Linked DNA regions of Homo sapiens: region 1 is linked to region 2. A link is an interaction called in ENCODE POLR2A ChIA-PET data of the cell type or tissue named here. Cell type or tissue: GM12878. All regions are shown on one strand. Each heading gives the region's core, and the rest is flanking DNA. Links, peaks and the distances in the headings are about the cores only.

What was found. Peaks named below come from ENCODE experiments on the same cell type or tissue, not always from the same donor. Only the 100,000 strongest peaks of a DNase experiment are listed, where the experiment ranks them.
Region 1: POLR2A ChIA-PET joins it to region 2 with 11 read pairs; 3 of 35 experiments call an interaction of 5 or more read pairs at or near these places.

The regions. Positions count from the first base shown.
Region 1 is chr1:153,288,619-153,296,944 of GRCh38, reverse strand. No RefSeq gene overlaps it. Among named protein-coding and RNA genes, the nearest start is that of PGLYRP3, 20 kb to the left of the region's middle. RefSeq lists an enhancer at 5,012-5,091. In GM12878, for the core only: a CTCF peak has its summit at 8,099 (motif pointing right); a DNase peak (open chromatin) is centred at 5,104.
Region 2 is chr1:153,340,489-153,348,814 of GRCh38, reverse strand. PGLYRP4 (peptidoglycan recognition protein 4) reads left to right here. Exons shown (of 9, transcript NM_020393.4): 1 at 1-287; 2 at 837-931; 3 at 2,624-2,713; 4 at 3,433-3,646; 5 at 5,607-5,725; 6 at 7,036-7,188; 7 at 8,236-8,326. The coding sequence starts at 883. Among named protein-coding and RNA genes, the nearest start is that of PGLYRP4, 4.2 kb to the left of the region's middle. RefSeq lists enhancers at 3,454-3,673, 4,480-4,559. In GM12878, for the core only: no CTCF peak of the experiment used is centred there; DNase peaks (open chromatin) are centred at 2,290, 2,814, 3,074, 4,657 and 2 weaker places; H3K4me3 peaks cover 3,716 bases; H3K27ac peaks cover 5,334 bases.

The DNA of each region.
Region 1 (8,326 bases), core at 198-8,197, 52 kb after region 2:
GGTCTCGCGTCCATGTCCCCCAAGAGCACCCTGAAGGCAGGGAGCATGTGCTTCTCTGGGTCAGGCCAGGGCTGTGTCCACACAAGCTGCCCAGTGCCTGCCACTTGCCCTTGCCTGGCTGGGTCCCACTGGGTGTTGGGCTGAGAGAGAGCCCAGAGCCCTGGTGCTCTGTAGCCCTCCCTACCTGGGCTCCTCTTGCCCAGAGGGAAGCTCCTTTTCTTCAGATGGGGGCATGATGACGTACTGCTGTTTACCGGAAGCACGTGAGCTGGCTCTTGTTTTCACGGGTTTTGATCTGGAAACAAGGGAAGGTGTTGACAAAGAGTCAAACTGTGTAAAATATTTGAAGAGATTTATTCTAAGCCAAATATTAGTGACCACGGCCTGTGGCACAGCCCCAGCAGATCCTGAGAACATGTACCCAACGTGGTCAGGCTACAGTTTGGTTTTATATATTTTAGGGAGACATGAGACATCAATCGATACATGTAAGATGTATATTGGTTTCGCTGGAAAGGTGGGACAACTCCAAGCAGGAGGTGGGTGGGTGGCGGGGGGGGCGTCCAAGTCATAAGTGAATTCAAAGATTTTCTGATTGGCAATTGGTTGAAAGAGTTATTATCTAAAGACCTCCAACCAATAGAAAGGAATGTCTGGGTTAAGATGGGGATTGTGGAGACCACGGTTTATCATGCACATGAAACCTCCAGGTAGCAGGCTGCGGAGCTCTTATCAGACCTAAAAGGAGCCAGACTCTTAGTCAATTCTCTCCTGGATCAGGGAAAAGACCTGGAGAGGGAAGGGAATTCTCTACAGAATGGGAATTTTCCCCACAAGAGACAGCTTTACAGGGCCATTTCAAAATATGTCAAATAAATATAGTTTGGGGTAAAATACTTCAATTTCTTTCAGGATCTGCTAACTGTCATGTTGATATCTTATAGCAACAGTCTGTTTGGTCAGTCTTAAGATCTCTGTTTTAAGGTTAATGCTGGTCAGTTGTGCCTGAATCCCTAAGGGAGAAGGGTATAATGAGCCATGTCTGACCCCACTTCCCAACATGGCCTGAACTAGATTTTCAGGTTTCCTTTGGAATACCCTTGGCCAAGATGGAGGTTCGTCAGTCAGTTGTGGGGATTAGAGCTTTATTTTTGGTTTAAAGAGGGAAGGAGGAAGAAGGGGTGCCAGAAACATGGGCTTTCTTCCCCCTGTACATGTTTTGAGTACTGATGCTGTGTCTTTGCTTCCAGTGTTTCACGTCTCTTACAAAGCAGGCTTTAACGGCCTAATCTGTATACAGCTCTGTGCTTTCAAAACGGTCCCTCCGATCTCATTAGATTGATTCTGTCCATTTGTCATTTGCCCTATGGCATCCTGGTTATGTAAGCAGGGGAAGAGTGGTTTGTCTAGAGGGTCACATAAGCCCAGGGAGACTCAGAACTCTTGCTCCATTTATACAATCAGAGGAAGGTGGCTCCAGTAGAACTCCTGTAGTGAAAGGTCTTCCTCCTGCAGTAAGAAGTGACACTCCTGCTAGCCCCCTTCTGGTGGAGGGGTGGGGTGTGGGCACAGGCTTCCCAGAGGAACCTTCCCCAGCAGGGGTGAGTTTAACATCCCCTCATGCAGGAAGTAGCCAGAGGGGTAGACTGAGATGCTGAGAAATGGTTTCATGAAAAAGGTATCCTTATAATTCTTGGCCTTCCTTATAATCCTCCAAAATAGAGGGTCTCCTCTTTTTGATTTAAACACCATTCCCAGGCCTTAGGGACTCATTGACCTCCCTCCCCAACCTCCATCCCTTATGAACTTTAGAAGAGACTGTAGACTCCCCAACTCCATCAGCACTCATGAAGGCCTCAAAACAACAATATTGGCTGGGCGCGGTGGCTCATGCCTGCAATGCCAGCACTGTGGGAAGCCAAGGCGGGTGGATCACCTGAAGTTAGGAATTCAAGACCAGCCTGACCAACAAGGTGAAACTCCGTCTCTACTAAAAAAACAAAAATTAGCCAGGTGTGGTGGCAGGTGCTTGTAGTCCCAGCTACTCGTGGGGCTGAGACAGGAGAATTGCTTGAACCCGGGAGGTGGAGGTTGCAGTGAACCGAGATAGCGCCACTGCACTCCAGCCTGGGCGGCAGAGCAAGACTCTGTCTCAAGAAAAAATACTGCATGGTCTGGATTATTGTTTTTCCCAAATTATCTACTTTTATTGATCTTAAACATACTAAGTAAAATCAGAGCACTCAACCGGCAAATGCCCCTTCCTTCCTTCCTTCCTTCCTGTTTTCTTGAGACACAGTCTTGCTCTGTTGCCCAGGCTGTAGTGCAGTGGCACTATCTCGGCTCACTGCAACCTCCACCTCCTGGGTTCAAGCAATTCTCCTGTCTCAGCCTCCTGAGTAGCTGGGACTATAGGCGCCTGCCACCACGCCTGGCTAATTTTTGTATTTCTAGTAGAGACGAGGTTTCACTATGTTGGCCAGGATGGTCTTGATCTCTTGACCTTGTGATCCACCTGCCTCGGCCTCCCAAAGTGCTGGGGTTACAGCGTGAGCCACTGTGCCCAGCCAGCAAACGCTCTTCCAAGGCAAATTCAAGGCAGCTTATTCCAGGCAGTTTGCTTCTCCTGTGTTCTTTTATAGAGAAATTCTTCCCAGCTTCCCCTTAATCATTTAGAGTGAGGGGCAATACTAACACCCCCCTCAGAGGATTATCGCCAGGGTTAAATGAATGATCAGGTGTAAGGGTCTGAGAACTCGTGCTCAGCATTGAAGAACCATTCCACTGGCATCGGGTGAGGCGTGTGATTGTTGCTGTCTGTTACTCCTGTTTGACTGTGGCAGGAAGGATGTGCCTTCGTGGGCATCAACCGCAGCTGCCTGGGGAAAATTGGTGCAGATTGTGCCCAGACCTGGTGATGAGCAGGGAGGAGCCAGGCAGGCCTGCAAGTGGGTGGGGCAGGTTTGAAGCAGCCCACGGTGAAGGAGGGGGCACAGCCCCTTCATGGCCCCCGGCATTGTCAGGGTGGGAAGGGCCCAGAGCTCATCGACTCAGTGGTTGTCCATGATTATAAGCTGGGAAAAAAAGACTCCAAAGTTTTCTTTGGTTCCAGCATAGTGAATATCAATCTGGTTAAAGCCTCCTGTTTCACGGAACACTGAACCGGAAGGAGGTAGATGACCTGTTCAAGTCGCCCCATGAGTTAAGTAGAGGAAGGAGCACCCAGGTTCTGAGGTTGAGGCACGGCATGATTCCTATCACCCCTCTGCTAAAATCATGGTATGGCCTCTCCTTCCCCACTGAGTCAACTAACAACACACGAGTATGTCGGTTAGGGCCTCCATAATCTCTTTCCCACAGAACAAGCCCGTGCGGGTCACTTGCAGTCTCACACGCTGGGCTTTCACATGTTCCTGCCTTTGCCTGCACAACTTCCCCTCTCTTGACCTCTCCAATCCCACTTTTTTTTTTTTAGCTGCTTTTCAAAGGCTTGCTCTTCCAGAACCTGCTTCTCCAAACTAGAAATGGCGTCTCCCACCGCAAGCGCCCATGGACTCGGCCCCGGCCTCGTAGTGCCTCTTTGCTGCCCGCGTGCCTTCTCCCTGCCGGCTTGGACTCCCCGAGGGCTGCACCTGCTCCCCTCGCTCCGTCTCCTGGGCCAGTACAGGGCCTGGCACACTGCTGGGGCCACCTAAGCGTCTGTAGGAGGAAAGCCAGGATGGGTTGGGCAGAGGCAGTGTCTCCCTCAGCTGGTCTCAGACGCTTACCGCAGAGCGGAAAATCCCAGTGTCTCCACTGTTGAGCCTCCGCAGATTTCTCACAGGGAACTCCCTCTTAATGCCAGGCCATCCTTCCCCCTTACCCTCTGGCGGCTTCCCCTCTGCTGGTGAGATCTGGGGGAGACATCCTATCTTCTCCAGCACCAATGCCCTCCAACCCCGCCCCTGTGGAGGCTCCTGTGACCCCTCACTGTGGTGGATGCAGCCTCTGGGGCTGTGGGTGGTGGGTGTGGTGGGGTGTGGTGCGCGGGAAACGCAACTGCAGCTGCTCCCCTGGCGGTGGCTTTCTTCCGACTGGCTGACTTAGGAAAACCTTTCTTCCTGAGCTTCCTGCCACCCTTCCCCATGCTTCCTGGGCTCTTCCTCTTCACGTTGTGGGCTTTTTTCTTTCCAACATTGTGTCTTGTGTGTGTCTGTGCCTCCCTCCCCTCCCTCTCGGCCTCTTCTTTTCTCTCACGCTGCCTCCCTGCCTGTTTCTTCATGCTCCTCATTTTCTGTCTGTCTGCCCTTCTGCTCCTGTTCGTGCCTGTCTTTATTCTTTCTCTTCTCTTTCACCAACATCTAGAATATGGCAGTGTGAAAGGATTAGTGGGGGAAGTGGGTCTGAGTCTCAGTACAGTAGACACCCACAAATTATCTCCTCGCTGCGCCCTGAAAATCATCTCCACACCCTGCCCCAGGGCTGCGGGGGTGCTGGGAGTGGGAGGAGAGGGTCAGAAGGCCAGGGGCAGGGTGGCTCTGGGGAAGGTATGCATTTGGGAGCCAGACTGAGCACACCCAGTGTGTTTCTGGCCCAGCAGGTTCCGTCAGGCGGGGCGTTAATTAGAGCCTGGCCCTGCAAGAGGGGAAGGTGTTATTAGGTCGAAGGACTGGTGGGCAGGGGTGGAGCTCCCAGGACGTGTGACAGGGACCTCTTGGGAACTTTCCATGGTAGGCTGGAGTAAGAAGTGTCACCCCATGGGTGGGGAGCTGGGGCTCCCTCTCAGAGTGGCTGAGAGCCCTCTGGTACCCAAAAGTTAAGCAGCTGCCTGCCTGGGAGGGGAGCTGGGGAGTTTCCTCCTCTCTCTCCAGTGCTCAGCTCATGTGCCACTTCATCTAAGAGCCTAGCTCTTGAGGTCCCCAAATTAGGATTTCCCTCTACTATGTTCACTTATAATTACTTATTTATGTGTTTTTCTCTCTCTGTCTGTATACATGTTTTAATCATCTGAATTTCCCACTAGATTATAAGCTCTGTGAAAGCAGGAACCCAGTTAGTACACTCATACTACGTACCTAGTCCTGGTGTGTAGCAGGTGCTCCGTCAGCATTTTGGACATGCTGAGCCTCAGATCTGGGGAACATGTGCTGTGATGGTCCAGTGGCATGTCTCGGGGAAGGGGGCAAGTACAGTGGCTTTGTCTGGGTCTGTCCCCACTCAGCTCCGACTGGGGTGAGGATGGGGGAAGGACCCAGTGTGTAATGACTAAGGGGTGAGAAGGAAACTGACTTGAAATGAAACCAGGTTCCAGCAGAACTACAGAGCAGATACCCATAAGTGGATAACTGAGGGGGCTGCGGGCCTAATGGCAATTGATTGTCTTTTCTGCTTGCAGACTCTGTGGTAGGCACATGGTATATGGGATTTCATCTAATCCTCAAGACAGTTCTACAGGGCAGGAACTGCTGTTCTATTGAGAAAACTGAGGCTCAGCTTGGAGAGATTAAGTCATTTCCTTAAGGTCACATAGCTAGTGCGTGTCAATGCTGAGCTGAGTTTTTGTTCCTTTGCCCATATCACACTGGCTGTTTGGTTACTTATATTCCTTTTACATTTGGTGACTGGCAGAAGACAAAATTCCAGGGATCCTCTGACTCAGGGTTCATTGGAGTAATCACTTCCCTTGATCTAACAACATTCTTCAATTAATAGGTGGTACATGTGAAACCCTCTGTAAATGCTGTAGCTCTGAATTCATGTGGTAATAACAACCCTGGCCATAGCAATGCAGCCCAAGATTGCTTTACCTCTCTGGCCACCGCATCATGCCATCAGCTTCCACTTCATCATGATTGCTATTAACCCACCTCTCATCCCTTCCTGCCTTCACCAGGCCTGTTTTTCAACCTAACTGCAAGACTCTGGTTTGTCTTGATTTAGTGTCGTATTAGTGGTGTTCCCTTTTGTTCAAATCTGTTGAAATCTTTTTGAATTTTGATGTTGTCATCCTCTATGTGTCATTGCTCACGTCTTTATCTTCAGGTTTTTTTTTTTTTTTTTTTTTTTTGAGACAGGGTCTCACTCTGTCACCCAGGCTGGAGTGCAGTGGCATGGTCTCAGCTCACTGCAGCCTTGACCTCCAGGGCTTGAGCCATTCTCCCACCTCAGCCTCCTGATTAGCTGGGACTATAGGTGTGCACCACCATGCTTGGCTAATTTTTGTATTTTTCGTAAAGACAAGGTTTCACCATGTTGCCCAGGCAGGTCTTGAAGTGCTCCTTGGTCTCCTGGGCTCAAGGGCTCCACCCACCTTGGCCTCCCAAAGTGTTGGGATTACCCCGGCCCAGCATTTTTATTCAAATCCTTCGTTATCACCCATGCCCCAAGTATCCACATGTATTGGGCAATGAGTATTAGGAACTTTTGCATAGATCACCCCATTTGACCTTCACGAGAACCTTGTGAGGAGGGCACTATTATCCCCCCCACTTTATACATGAATAACAGACTCAACTTAGGTAGTGTCTGTTTCTCCGCACCACCATAGCCTCGTGTAGGTTTTGCAGAGATCTACCTCCAGGCCGATGGTAATCCATTAGCCACAAGTCTCTGCTTCTGTTCATTGTCACCCACAAGAGCACTGACAGGTACTATCTATCATCCAATCGTGGTAATTCTGTGACTGCTGAGGGAAAGAGGAATTCTGTGACTGCTGAAGTATGTGTTTGTGTGTGTGTGGGGTACCAACACCAGTGCTCATTATTATTCATTAGTCCATTTTCCTTATTGAATGCCCACAATCATTTCATTTATCACCAATATTCTTATGGATCCCAAATCTGGAATTTTCATTATTGACTTTCCCTGAAAGGCAAGAATATCCCTTAACTTCATTCCTACTTGCCTTTCTTCTCTTAGTCTTTTTACACACATGTGATGAGGTTCATATTTCAGGGGTGCATTTTATGGTATTGTGGCCAAGTGACCATGAGCTGGCCCTTAGCCCTCCAAGTGAACTTTGGGCACACCACCCTAATACTGAACCAGGCATGTTGGTAACAGTGTGGTGTTCATATAGTAAGCCAAGGGTGACACGTGGAAGGACTCTTATGCTTGATTAGTGCTGTGGAGTCTGCATGGAGCTTCATGATGCATAGCCTTCTGGTGTTTAAGGAAGTTAAAGGTGTGTTGCTGTTTAAAAGCACAGGGAGTCTTGGTTTAGATGCTAGTTTCAATGAAGCCAAGGATACTTGATCAACCTTCTTGGTTTGCTATTCTGTCAAATTTGGGCAACAGTGAAATTCTCTGGGTTGCTATCTAAAGGAAAGAGAGGAAGAACTCACAATATTATGAAGTTGAAGGATAAAATACATATGTTCAAACCGACTAAAGTAAGAGCAAGCAATATTGCCTTCCCTTAGGAGGGCTTTCATTTAGAGATGAGGGGGATGAGGGAGGGATGGACCCACCAGACAACAGATATGTGCCTCACGGGCTCTTCTCCTCATGAGGTGAGTCGGAGCCCCAGAGCTCCGGAGCCCCATTGTTGACAGGGCCTTCTGTTCATAGGCTGTGGACATCAGGGCCTTCTCACATACTGTTTCCTCTGTCTAGAATGTTTCTCCCACCTTCATTTCTTTTTCTGGCCAATTTATATTCAACCTTCAGTTTCCAGTCTTAAGGTCATGTCTTCAGAGAGGAGCCCTCCTTCTGCCAGCCATAAATTCATTCATAAACTTTTCCCTTTCCAACGTTGCGCCATTTAAAGCTTATCTTTAATTCTGTGGCTATTTATTTTATATCTGTCTTCCTCACTGGCCTGTTCCATTTATGAGGGCAGGACCTCCCCAGTGCGTCCCTAGCTCCTGAGTGATGCCAGATACACCAGCACGTAATGGTAGCCCCATAAATATTTGTGGAATGAACGAATAGCTTCAGTATCTTCTTTTGTAAAACTGGGGTTGCAACTGGTGACCTGGGCCTTTTCCAGGTCTGAAATGCTTTGGAGTCTAAGAGTCCTAGTGTGGGCCCTAAGTCCCAGCGGCTGTTGGTGTGGAAGCGGGGTTTAGGGAATAGCAGCAGAAGGGCGCTGGAGTCCTGCCCTGCCTCGCCAGTAGGTGGTGCAGGTGAGCTGGCTCCATGGTCAGGGCTGGGGCTGGGCCAGCCCTGGTGGGTGTGGAGTGGGAGCGCCCTTAGCTGAGCCATTGCCCAGACCTGCCTAATGAGGAGGCAGGGCACCCAGCAGGTACAGGCACAGAAAGGGAGGGAGAATGGCTGGAGATACAAACCTGCTGGGACAGTTGCTTGCTACACGGGTGGGGGGTGGGGGTGGTTGGCATCCTGGTAC
Region 2 (8,326 bases), core at 253-8,252:
GGAGCTGGCTCAGAGCCTTGCCCTCTGTCTTCCCTTCTCCCCATCTTTTGTTAGGGATCCTGGGCTCTCTTCTCTCTGGGAAGCTAGAGCCCGAGTGCTCCATTCCCAGGGAGGGAGTGCCCTCTAGGGCTAGGGAGAGTGAAGGCTGGAGGAGAAGGCGCCAGTTGGTGAAGAAGGGCAGGGCCTGGAGGCCAAGTCTGGAAGGGAAGGAGCTGCTGGCCAATCAGGGGCAAGCTGACTGCACCCTGACCTGCTGGGCTGGGACAGCACAGGACCCACAGATATCTGTGAGTTGAGTATGTGTTTCTTCTTCAGAAGCCCTCTTCCAGCAAAGGGACTGGAATCCACCAGAAAGAGTGTTAAGGATTGGATTTCCTCTGCCCTAGAACTAGGAACCCCTCCTACTCCTATATCTCCCTCATCTGGCATATTCCCAGCTGGGAAGGGATTCTCTGCATAAGACCCATCCATATGAGTCTGGATTTCTCGGTTGTACCATTCTTGGATCTTACTTCCTTTGTCTGTAAAAATGGGGGTTAACAGTCTTACATGACAGGATTAGTGTGAGGACTAATTAAATAAGACTGCATGTGCAAGTGTGTACACAGCCTTGCACGCCGTGGGCACGTGATGAAATTGAGTTCCTCGGGTAATAATAGGACAGGGATGCTGAGCACCTGCTGTATGCTGGGGGCCCTGAGAAGACTGAAGCAGGTGCTGGCCCTCAGGAGGCCACAGGATGGTAGAGGAGGCAGATGGCACCCACTGCAGTCAGGGTTTGGGATGCTCTGCAGATTGAGAATGGTCATGTTAACAACTGTCAGCGTCTCTCTCAGGCTGCCATCCACACTCTCCAGATTGGTGTCCTGGGACCACGTGGGGATGCTGCCGTGGCTTCTTGTCTTCTCTGCTCTGGGTATCCAGGCCTGGGGTAAGTTTTCTTTCCCTGGGCCAAAAAGCAACCGAGAAGGGTGATCCTAAAGTCTCATAATAGGAATTAAAAAATACCTACTGTCCATCTGAGCCTGAGGAGTTCAAGGCTGCAGTGAGCCGAGATCCCACCACTGCACTCCAGCCTGAGTGACAGAGGAAGAACTTGTCTCAAAAACAAACAAACAACAACAAAAAAAACTACTCTCTCTTGGCCAGGGGTGGTGGCTTATGCTTGTAATCCCAGCACTTTGGGAGGCCTAGGTGGGCAGATCACGAGGTTAAGAGATCGAGACCATCCTGGCCAACATGGTGAAACCACGTCTCTACTAAAAATACAAAAATTAGCTGGGTGTGGTGGCACATGCCTCTAGTTCCAGCTACTCAGGAGGGAGGCTGAGGTAGGAGAATTGCTTGAAGCCAGGAGATGGAGGTTGTAGTGAGATGAGATCGTGCCACTGCACTCCAACCTGGGTGACAGAGCGAGAACTTGTCTCAAAAAACAAACAAACCAACAAACAAACAAAAACAAACCCATTCTCTCTTGGCCGGGCGCAGTTGCTCACGCCTCTAATCCCAGCACTTTGGGAAGCCGAGGCATGCAGATAAGGAGGTCAAGAGATCGAGACCATCCTGGCCAACATGGTGAAACTCCATCTGGCGCGCTCCTGTAGTCCCAACTACTCGGGAGGGAGGCATGAGAGAACTGCTTGAACCCGGGAGGCAGAGGTTGTAGTGAGCCGAGATTGAGCCACTGCACTCCAGCCTGGTGACAGAGTGAGAGTCCGTCTCAAACAAACAAACAAACAAAAAACAAAACAAAACGAAAAAATCCCCCAAAACCTACTCTCTCTTAAGGAGAAAGAATAGATTGTACATAGAGCACAGAACTTGGAGCCTATAGACCTGGATTCAAGTCCTCGCTCTGCCTCTAGGAATGATTTTAAACAAGCAATTAAGCTCTATAAACCCTTATTTTCCCATCTGAAAATTGAGATAGTTATGACTTCCTAAACTCACTGTGAGGATTAAATGAGATAATGCACCTGAAGATATAGCAATACGTGGGCAGTAAAAGCAAATAAACAGGAGCAAGGATTACATTTGTGTTATTATGATGTCAATCAGAGTCCAGCCTATGGCTTGGGTTTGTGCTTGTCAATAAGAGAAAGCTCCTTGTGGGTAAGGGTCTCAATCAACACCCTGCCCATCCCCCATGGGCCTTCAGACAGGAGAATGGGCATAGCACACGTCCCTAAAATCAATCCCGGGGGAACTGGTCTGAGCCGTGCAGGTAATTCTAACCCCTTCTTCACACACGCTTCCCCATTGCTTCGGTAAAATGCACACAAGAGAGGACTTTGTGGTTTTGAAGTGTCTGAATACATTTCTAGTTTTTTTTTTTTCCCCGCCAATTGTGTGTGTAGATACAGCTCATGAGAAAAGGATAACATTTCCAACTCCTTGCCTATCCCAGGGGATTTCCCAGAGTTGGCATGGAAGGAAGTTATGCCACCTGCTGCTATTAGAGGTGGCCCTCTGGTCAGCCCAGAGAGATTTCTTAGAGGAGGCTCTGGGATTTGAGGAGGCAGAGGGGCAGTGGAGAGGGGATGGCTGTTTCTGTTCAGAGCTGGTGCCACCATGATGGCTGGTATTGGTGCTCTCTGATGCAAAATGGGATATTCCTTTGCAGGTGATTCCTCCTGGAACAAAACACAAGCTAAACAGGTATCAGAGGGGCTCCAGTACCTATTTGAGAACATCTCCCAGCTCACTGAAAAAGGTAAACTGGATCTGGATAGTAAGGGGGTTTTGGGACGAGCTGGGGTTTTTCATGTGATCGGAAATGTTTCTGAGGTCTGCAAAGCCACATGTGACTGGGAGGGGGAAAATGGGGTTGAAGTGCAGAGAGCAGTACCAGTAAACCACCTGCATTAATTACCCAGGTCCTTGGGATGGAAGGCTGGTGCTGGAGGGCTAGAAACCCAGGAAGAGGGGAAACAGCCTCTGCAGACAGGGACTCCCTGTGGAGGGAGACCCAAACCTTGCCCTCAGGAAGTCCTCAGACTGAGGGGGAGACATAGCCCCTGCTGGGGGGAGAAGATGCAGTCCCCTCAGGGAACACTCAGAACCGCAGAGGAAATGATCAGAGAGCACACATTGAATGCTGAGGTGACACCAAGCCAGGCTGCTCAGGGCTTTCCCCAGGGATAAGCAGGTGATGCTTCCTGAAGTGCAGAGCCTGGACCACAGCAGGGGAGGAGATGAGTAGGGGACATTATGGGATGGGGGAGCAAAGCATTAGGCTCCCTGGCCAGGTGCAGAGTCTGTGTTCGGGGTGAGTGTTGGAGAGATGGGTATGTAGAGGTGGGCAGGGCAGGTGCACCTGCCTGCTGAAGGCTCTTCCACTACCAAGGGGCCGACACAGCCCATGCCTGCATGTTCAGCTTGGCGGGCTAATGCGGTAGTGATGGGGCAGGTGCGCTGAGTGACGTCCCCAAGGCCTTCCCACAGATGTCTCCACCACGGTCTCTCGCAAGGCATGGGGGGCAGAAGCTGTTGGCTGCAGTATTCAGCTGACCACGCCAGTGAATGTCCTTGTTATACACCATGTCCCTGGACTGGAGTGTCACGACCAGACAGTCTGCAGCCAGAGACTGCGGGAACTGCAGGCCCATCATGTCCACAACAACAGTGGGTGTGATGTGGCCTACAAGTAAGAGCTGGGTCTGGGTCCCACGGCACATGGTCAGTGTTGCTTCCCTGGGATGCTTCTCCTGTCCCTTCTCATCCCTTTTCCTCATTTTCTGGGTTGTGGTCCTATATGTTTTATAATGAATAAAATATTTAAAACCCCCATGAAACTCCCAATCCTTTGGATTTTTCTGTGAGGTGCCTGTCTCTGAGAGCTCCCAGGAGGAAGCAAGGAAGGTTAAGTAATAACTGTATTCTCTACCCTCCCCCAACCCTGGCTTGCACAGCACACTACAGATTGCAAACGACTTCCTCATACATGAGGGCTTTAGCTCTCCCGACTGGTAGGCAGGTGTCACCATCTCTTTGCCCTGGGAAGAGGGGCCCAAGGGAGGGAGGCTGATTAATTTGAGGTCACATATCTATGGACCCATGGAGCCTAAACTGGCTCTCTTCATCCCTGGCGTGCTCCTCCACACCACACACATGGGCTCCAGCCTCAGTGAGGCAAATGTCCATCTGTTCCTGTAATGATCGCTCTAGTAGGTCGTACTGGTGCCCATACCACATGCCCTTGGCTCACCTCTGACTTTGGCTAGCTGTGGACAGTTCCTGAGTGCAGTGATGGCTTCCTGCCTCAAGTGCCCAACACATCTCTCTGCTTTCCTGCTTCAGACCTTCCCCCAGCCCCTGACGACAAAAGGGAGTGAATGCCTTCCTGGGGGACAGGGCTTGGTGTGTAGCCTCCTCAACCCCAGCCCTTATGAGAGGCAGTTCTAAAGCGCATGTACACAGCTCCTGGGAAGGCCACAGGGTGGGGTGGAGTCACAGGTAGCCACTGTGAGCCAGCCCAATTTCACATACTTTGCTGGCTTTCTTCCTTCTGTCTCACTCTCCTCACCCTGGCTTCTGGGATCCTGTAAGAATTAAAGAGGAAAGAACCATGAAAGGTGGCTCGACAGTCGAGGACTGGTTTATTTTAGAAAAAACAAAACTGAGAGAGGCTTTTGGCCAAGTTAGGTCAGAGCCTACTCTCTTACAGACTAAGAGTTTTTAAGGTTTCAGGGTGGGAGAGTTTATCAGAGGCTTGGACTGCTTCTGTGTCTTTGTCGTGCTTATCTGGGAGGGACAGTTGTGTGTCTGTTCCCATACATCTTTCTGCAGCTGCAGGCATATCCCCACCGCCCCCCAGTCTGCTTTTAGCTTCCTTATCTTAGTGCACCTGAAGGGAAAGGAATGTGCTTATTAAGGCCCACTGTTTTACTGGGGCCAATTGTATGAGGGTGAAGTTTGGCAGTTACTCAAGGGACTTTCCTCCCACCCCTCTCTGCGCCTGAGCTGTCTTATCTGTGTTTTACTGTCTGCTCTTTCTGGCTGCTTGTTTTTTAGAAGAGAAGTGATTTCCTTGAAATACATGAGGCTAGAAAGGGAGCTGGAATTTAAAGTGGTGGTGTTTGTCTGAGATGATGGTGCTCCTGCTCTGTTAGATCTCTTTGCAGATGAAGTGCCTGCATCCTCGTCCCTGTCTCAGGAGCTATTTCTTGGGAAGTCTATGTAGGACAGTTACGTGACAGGGAGAAATCAAATGAACAGCTCTGCGTGGATCACACAGGCAGCACACACTTTGGAGGAGGTAGGAGAGCCCGGTTTAAGGAAGCGTGGAAGACAGAAGAGCCTTCCATTGTGTGGTCAGTTACCATGGAACCTCTAGGACCTCTTCTCCTGAGCATGTAGAATGATTTATGGTAAAACTGCAGCCTCTGAAAAGGGAAGGGGGTAGGGAGTGTGAGAGTGGGTCCTTCTGAATTCTAAGGACTAGTATAAATGACTTGCTCTTTTCAATGTCTGGGAAGAGTTCATGCAAATTCCTTTTAGTGAACATAGCTTCAGTCCTTCTCCATTTTGAGGCTGGGTAAGTGGTTTCACCTCTCAGGAATGTCCTACAGTGCCAGCCATGAAACCTGTATTATCTTGCTCCATAGCTTCCTGGTTGGGGATGATGGCAGGGTGTATGAAGGTGTTGGCTGGAATATCCAAGGAGTGCACACCCAAGGCTACAACAACATCTCCCTGGGCTTTGCCTTCTTTGGCACTAAGAAAGGTAACAGTTATCACAGCTGACCTTCTCCAAAGAGTTCTCTAATCCTTTGTCTCAGGGGCCACTTCATGGGAACTAGCTATCTGCTACTCTGCTGTCTTATCCTTCTCATACTTCTCTGAAGACCCACTCTCTCTTGGAATTTTCTTCTTCCTTGATTTCCAGGAAATGACTTTGTGAAGGGTCTCTTCCTACTGCCCTGGCTTCCTTCTCAACCCCTGTAAACAGGCTCCTCTTTCTCTAGCCATCTTTTATGTGGAGATGCTGACCAGTCATCTCTCTGCAAGCTTATCTGGGCTTCAGCTCTCTCCTCTATGTCAATGACTAACACATCTTCCTCTTGAGCTCTGACCATTCTGTGGCTGTGGGCCATGCTTTCCAAGTTCCTGCCAGGCACCTCTTCCTTTCATCTCTTACTCCTAGATTTTCTATATATTTCTAAAAAAAAACCACTCTGGGTCCCCTAATCTCTGACTCTCTTCTACTTCTTTCTGGACTGTTGCTCCAAGGCCCCTTGCCACATGCATCTTAACATATGTACTCCAGGACCATTCCTTTGAATTTGTGTACCCTTTCCCGTTAACAGAGATCTTACATACCTAGTTTCTCATTTTCCCCTTCCAGTACCTTTTGAGAGAGTCCAGGTAGATTTCATGACCCCTGTTGTGCAGAGGTGCAGTCTGGGTTTCAGAGAGGTCGATGACCCCAAGTGACACAGCTAGAAGGAGAGGAATCAGAACATGGTCCATATCTTTTATCTCCAGCTCCTGGGTGGTTTCCCCAGCACTCCAGAGGACTCTGTGTTTATCTTGTTTTTGCTTTTGTTTTCATGACTACTCATTTCCATTTGTCGTTAGCTTGGGATCTTGAGCACATTACTTCTCAGAGCCTCAAGTTCCTCTTCACAAATAATGCAGTTAATAATAGCATCTCTCAGAGGTTTGTGCTGCTGATTAAATGAGTTATTGTAGGCAAAGAGCCTGACACATGCCTGGAGGGGCCCCTTCTGATGGGAAACCCTGGCCTGGCCTGGCGGGTGCTGCTGGGCTTGGTGCTGCTTCTGAGCTCTTTCATGGAGAGAGGAGGTGAAGTTTGGCAGGTATTTGGGATGAGAAAGGACTTCATTTTGAGCCACTGAGAGATCTTTCCAGGAAGATCCTTAATTCTCAGCCTCTCCAACTGGGGGCATAACCTGTTCCCTTTTCTTCCTCTCCATCAGCTGTGCAGGGGCTGGCAGAGCATCTTCTCCTTCCCCAAAAGATCCCCTGAAACTCAGGCTGGGTGGAGGTTTCCCACAGATTTCTCTCTTCTAGGCCACAGTCCCAGCCCTGCTGCCCTGTCGGCCATGGAAAACCTAATCACCTATGCTGTCCAGAAGGGCCACCTGTCATCCAGTTATGTTCAGCCACTTCTTGGGAAAGGCGAGAACTGCCTGGCCCCTCGGCAGAAGACAAGCCTGAAGAAGGGTAAGACCTTTCTTCAGCCCTACTGGGCCTGCCACTGGGCTCACCCCAACTAACTCGCAAATACCATTGGGAGTGACCTTTTCAGTAGGGCCCATTAGATTCCTTCTGGAAGGCAACTGGCCACCCAACTCTCTGAACTCTTGGGGCTGGCAAATCTTGAGAGGAAACCTCCAGGCCACCTCTTTGTCCCTCAGATTCCTCATATGAAAGAGCCATAGCATTATCCCTGGTGTCATATATGCACACTCCTTTCTTCCATCACTCAACAAGCAATTACTGAACACCTTCTAGACCCTGAAAATATACTCAGGAATGAAAAGCAAAAGTCCCTGGCCTCATGAAGTTTCAGTCTAGAGGGCAGAGAAAGACAATAAGCAAATAAATAAGTGACATATTGGGATGTTATATGGAGAAAAGTGCAAGGGAGGAAACAATGGAAAGGGACTGGACACATTTATACACATATTTATACACTCATATGTTTACACATGAACACACACAAACACACATTTCTGAATACAAAAACCAAAACAACACGAATAGACTGAAGTGCTGCAGAAAACTTAGACCACCACTTACACAGACTTTAAAGAAAGAGCTCAACATAATTCAGATAATAAAAGGTGGATACCATTTTGGGTTTAACAAGCAGCAACATCAAAAACAGTAAATTTAATAAGCACTTTCAGCCTTTTCTTGGGCTTAATCAAGATTGAAAGAAGATTCATCTCTATTATATTAAAGCCTTGAGTAAATTTGATCTCTGGTGCCATCTGTTAACATAAATGATCGCTTACATTGACAGAGAGTTTCATGGATTACAAATGACTCAAATACATATTCTTAGAATAAAATGTCCATGTCCCACTGCGGGACACTGTCTGCTCTCAAGTCCCACTGTTGGGGGCAGGGTGGTTGGGGGCAGGGTGGGAGACCCAGAGGGGTTTGGGAAGTTGAGGGTCCTGAGCATTATATCAGCCTACGGTGGAGAAGTGGCTGGCATAGATGGGGAAGATGAACCCTCTGTGGTTTCTCGCCCCACCTCAGCTTGCCCCGGCGTTGTCCCACGGTCTGTGTGGGGAGCCAGGGAGACCCACTGTCCCAGGATGACTCTCCCAGCGAAGTATGGCATCATTAT